Linked DNA regions of Homo sapiens: region 1 is linked to region 2. A link is a loop called in an ENCODE intact Hi-C map of the cell type or tissue named here. Cell type or tissue: B cell. All regions are shown on one strand.

Region 1 (2,500 bases), 71 kb after region 2:
GCAGGATCCCTTTTAATATCCTATCATCAGTGAGTAAAGCTTCAATATCTCTTGAGGCTCTTGCTCCCACGCGTCTAAATTGTTTTTTGTTTTTGTTTTGTTTGGAAATCAGGCACACTAAATAGGGACCTGGTGTGTATTGTTCACTCTTGCTCAGTACAATGCCTGTCCCTTAGCAGGTACTGAATGTCCATTTGTGGATAAATAAATGAATGAACTTCATTTTTAGTAGCCCACTACCTGGATCCTTGTGAATGAGGGTGCCTGGGTGGTATCTACTTCTCAGGTTGCCAATTCCTGCTCCTGCCTCCAATCATGCTGTCTCTGAGGGCTGGCCGAGCATGCAGCCAGCTAAGTTCTGGGGTCTGAGAGTTTCCCAACAATTTGGAATATCTGTTAAAATAAAAAAATGCATGCATAGGCCAGGTGCGGTGGCTTACCCCTGTAATCCCAGTACTTTGGGAGGCCAAGGCGGGTGGATCACCTGAGGTCGGGAGTTCGAGACCAGCCTGGGCAACATGGTGAAACCCCTGTCTCTACTAAAAATGCAAAAATTAGCCAGGCGTGGTGGCACACCCCTGTAATCCCAGCTACTCGGGAGGCTGAGGTGGGAGAATCGCTTGAACCCGGGAGGTGGAGGCTGCAGTGAGCCAAGATCACACCACTGCACTCCAGCCTGGGTGACAGAGCGAGACCCCATCTCAAAAACAAACAAACAAACAAACAAACAAACAAACAAGCATGTACATTCTGACTCAGCACATCTACTTATAGAAATGGGCCAGGCATGGTGGCTTGCACGTGTAATCCCAGCACTTTGGGAGGCTGAAGTGGGAGGATCACTTGAGTGTAGGAGTTTGAGACTAGCTGGGGAAACATAGTAAGACCCTGCATCTACAAAACAAAAACAAAAACAAAAACAAAAACATTAGCCGGGAGTGGTGGCATGCACTTTTAGACCCATCTACCAGAGAGGCTGAGGTGGGAGGATCCCTTGAGCCTGAGAGGAGAGGCCGAGGCTGCAGTGAGCTGTGACTGCACCACTGCACTCCAGCCTGGGCAAGAGAGTGACCCTGTCTCAGAAAAAGAAAAAGAAAAAGAAAAAGAAAAAGAAAAAGAAAAAGAAGGAAGGAAGGAAAGAAAGAAAGAAAGAAAGAAGGAAAGAAAAAGAAACAAAGAGAGAAAGAAATGAAAGAAGGAAAGAAAAAGAAACAAAGAAAGAAAGAGAGAAAGAAAGAAAGAAAGAAAGAGAAAGAGAAAGAAAGAAATGCAGGCTGTGGCATGTTTGCGTGTATGCAACAATGCTGCTATGTGTATCAGGGCAAGGCCTGTCAGCAAGGCTGGAAATCACCTTCATGTCCACTAAGAAAGAAGGGTTAAGAAAACAAAGACCCTTTCTATTAGGTTGGTGCAAAAATAATCGCGGTTTTTGCAATTTTTTTTTTTTTTGAGATGGAGTTTTGCTCTTGTTGCCCAGGCTGGAGTGCAATGGCGCAATCTCGGCTCACCGCAACCTCCACCTCCCGGGTTCAAGCGATTCTCCTGCCTCAGTCTCCCGAGTAGCTGGGATTACAGGCATGCGCCACCAGGCCCGGCTAATTTTGTATTTTTAGTAGAGACGGGGTTTCCCCATGTTGATCAGGCTGGTCTCGAACTCCCGACCTCAGGTAATCCTCCCGCCTCGGCCTCCCAAAGTGCTGGGATTACAGGCGTGAGCCACCGCGCCCAGCCTGTAATGTTTTTAATGGCAAAAAAACGCAATAACTTTTGCGCAAACCTAATATTAATATAGGGACGTTTATGTGCCCCTTAAAAGGAAATGAGGCAGTGTGGCGCGTTCTGGCCGATGAGCGCCAAGGTACTTTGTCGAATGAAAAAGCAGAGTGCCCAACAGAATAGAAAAGGCCTTCCTTTGTGTAAACGCACACACGCACAGGTACATATGTGCTCTAAGGAAAAATACAAGGAAAGCACAAGGTTAGTGTTTTCCTCAGGGGAAAGGTTACTTACTTTTAACCGTAGACCCTTTGAAATTACGAAGGATGGCGATGGGAGTGAGCCCTTGTGAGTATAGCAATTGGGAACACGAGTGAGTATGTGTCTGGTAGCTGTGAACATTTCACACACACTATCTCATTAAATCTTCACACGACCTCATGAAGTAGCTATAATTATCTGCTTTTTACAGAAAACGAAGGCACAAAGAGGTTAAATAATTTACCAAAGACGATAATAAGAAGTGGAGAGACCCGAATCACAGCCTAGTCTGACCCCAAACCAATGCTCTTAACAATACAGCACATACACAATTTTCCATTAGAAACAAGTCCCCGGCCAGGTGCGGTGGCTCACGCCTGTAATCCCAACACTTTGGGAGGCCAAGCAAGAGGATCGCTTGAGGTCAGGAGTCCGATAGCAGCCTGGGCAACACAGCGAAACCCCCGACTCTAAAAACAACGACAAAACCAACCAAACAAAAACCAAACCCAAGTCCCCAATA
Region 2 (2,500 bases):
TACAGTATACCAAAATTAACTCAAAGTGAACTATAGACCTAAATATAAAACCTAAAACTACATAATTTTTGGAAGAAAACATGGGAGAAAATTTTTGTTTCTTATTGTATTGGATTGAGTAGTGTACTCCCCAAAATCATGTTCTTCTCAGAACTTCAGAATGTGACTTTATTTGATATTGGGCCATTGCAGATGTAATTAGTTAAATTAAGATGAAATCATACTGGAGTAGAGTGGGTGCTTAATCCAATATGGCTGATGTCCATATAAGAAGAGACACAAGACACACAGGGAGAATGCCATGTGAATATAGAGGCAGAGATTGGAGTAACGGGTGTATAAGCCAAGAAATGCCAAGGATTGCAGATAACCACCAGGAGCTAGGGGAGAGTTATGGAGCAGTTTCTCCGTTAGAGCCTCCAGAACCATGAGAGAATTAATTTCTATTGTTTTAAGCCACCTGATTTATGGTTCTTTGTTACAGAGAACCCTAAGAAATTAATGCACTTATCTTAGGCAGGAAAAGATTTCTTAACTGTAATACCAAATGCACGATTCTTTTAAAAAATGATAAATTGGTGTTCACGAAAAGTTAGAATTTCTGCTTGTTGAAAGACATTCTTAAAGCATAAAAAGATATGCCACAGACTGGGAGAAAATATTTGCAAATCACATATCTGATAAAGGACCTACAGTCAGAATACATAAAGAACACTCAAAAAGAAAATTAAAACTCAAATGTTTAAAATGAATGAAGGATTTGAACAACTGCTTCACTAAAGAAGAAATACAGATGGCAAATGTGAACATGAAAATCTACTCAACCTCATCAGCTATTAAGCAAATGCAAATTAAAACTAAAATGAGACACCACTACACTCCTACTACAATGTCTAAGATTTAAAATCCTGATTGCTATGGTTTGAATGTGTCCTCTCCAAAACTCAGGTGTGAAAACCTAATGCCCAGTGTGGTAGTATTAGGAGGTGGCGCCACTGAGAAGTGATTAGGCCGTGAGCTCCTCCCTTGTAGATGGGATTATGACTCTTATCAAAGAGGCTTCCTGTAGTGTTCAGCTCACTTGCGCTTCTGCTTTCTGCCACGTGAGGACATAGCGTTCCACTCCTCCAGAGGGTGTAGCCCTCACCTGACAAGTGAACCTGCTGGCATCTTGATCTTGGACTCCTCAGCTTCCAGAACTGTGAGAAATTAAAGTTCTGTTCTTAATAAATTACCCAGTCTCAGGTATTGTGTTTCAGCAGCACAATATTAAAGAAGACGCTGACCATATTGCTATGGTCTGAACGTTGTGTGCCCCTGCAAAATTCCTACTTTGAAAACTGATTTACCAATGAGTGATATGAGGAGGTGAGGCCTTTGGGATGTGACTAGATCATGAGGGCTCTACCCTCACAAATAGGATCAATGTCCTTATAAAAAAGGCCCCAGATGCCGGGCGCAGTGGCTCACATCTGTAATCCTAACACTTTGGGAGGCCAAGGTGGGCAGATCACCTGAGGTCAGGAGTTCGAGACCAGCCTGGCCAACATGGTGAAACCCTGTCTCTACTAAAAATACAAAAATTAGCTGGGCGTGGTGACACATGCCTGTAATCCCAGCTACCTGGGAGGCTGAGGCAGGAGACTCGCTGGAACCCAGGAGGCAGAGGTTGCAGCGAGATGAGATTGCACCACTGCACTCCAGACTGGGCGACAGAATGAGACACCATCTCTAAATAAATAAGGATTGCTTGAGCCCAGGGGTTCAAGACCAGCCTGGGCAACATAATGAGTCCCGATGTCTACAACATTTTTTAAAGAAATTAGCTAGGCATGGTGGTGCATATCTATAGCTATTTGGAGGCTGAGGTAGGAAGATTGCTTGAGCCCAGGAGTTTGAGGCTGCAGTGAGCTAGGATTGTGCCACTACCCTTCAGCCTGGGTGACAGAGTGAGACCCTGAAAAAAAAAGTTTCAAAAACAGACAAACAAAACAGGTTCTCCAAGGTCATATATCTAATAAATAGCAGTCTGCCTCCACATGCTAAACACTCAAGCACTACTTTATTTATGCAAGGTACATATTATCATTCCCATTTTATAGATGAAAGAGTGAGAATCCAAGGGATGATGTGACCTCTCCAATGTCACTATTAAGTGACAGAGCTGAAATTTATAGCCATGTCTCTTTTACTCCAAATCCAGTGTTCTTTCTGTCACATGCACCAAGATTTTGCTGTTTATTTGAATGCTTTGGACACCATGCACACAGCCTCTGCTCTCCCAAGGGGGTCTGGCTACCTCCTCCTCACTCCACACCTCTTCCTCCAGAAATAAAGCCCATTCTGGACTCCCTATCCTCACCCATGCATTATTACTCAGCTGCTTACCTTCTATACCTGATGACATGGGAACAAATCAATTTGTAAATGCCTAGAAGAGAACAGGACTCTCAGTAATTGCCAATGCATCTTTGTGAAAGCAAGAGCTTGCTGGGCACTT

The links. Hi-C counts contacts between places; a loop is a spot of excess contacts. Peaks named below come from ENCODE experiments on the same cell type or tissue, not always from the same donor. Only the 100,000 strongest peaks of a DNase experiment are listed, where the experiment ranks them.
Region 1: it touches region 2 in a loop (3-fold over the local background); 4 of 110 quality-filtered maps call a loop at or near these places.

Annotation. Positions count from the first base shown.
Region 1 is chr9:114,608,608-114,611,107 of GRCh38, forward strand. It overlaps a transcript of TMEM268 not described here. Among named protein-coding and RNA genes, the nearest start is that of TMEM268, 1.4 kb to the right of the region's middle. In B cell, CTCF peaks have their summits at 1,191 and 1,401; no DNase peak of the experiment used is centred here; H3K4me3 peaks cover 692 bases; H3K27ac peaks cover 780 bases.
Region 2 is chr9:114,537,368-114,539,867 of GRCh38, forward strand. No RefSeq gene overlaps it. Among named protein-coding and RNA genes, the nearest start is that of WHRN, 33 kb to the left of the region's middle. In B cell, CTCF peaks have their summits at 1,078 and 1,281; a DNase peak (open chromatin) is centred at 1,074; H3K27ac peaks cover 419 bases.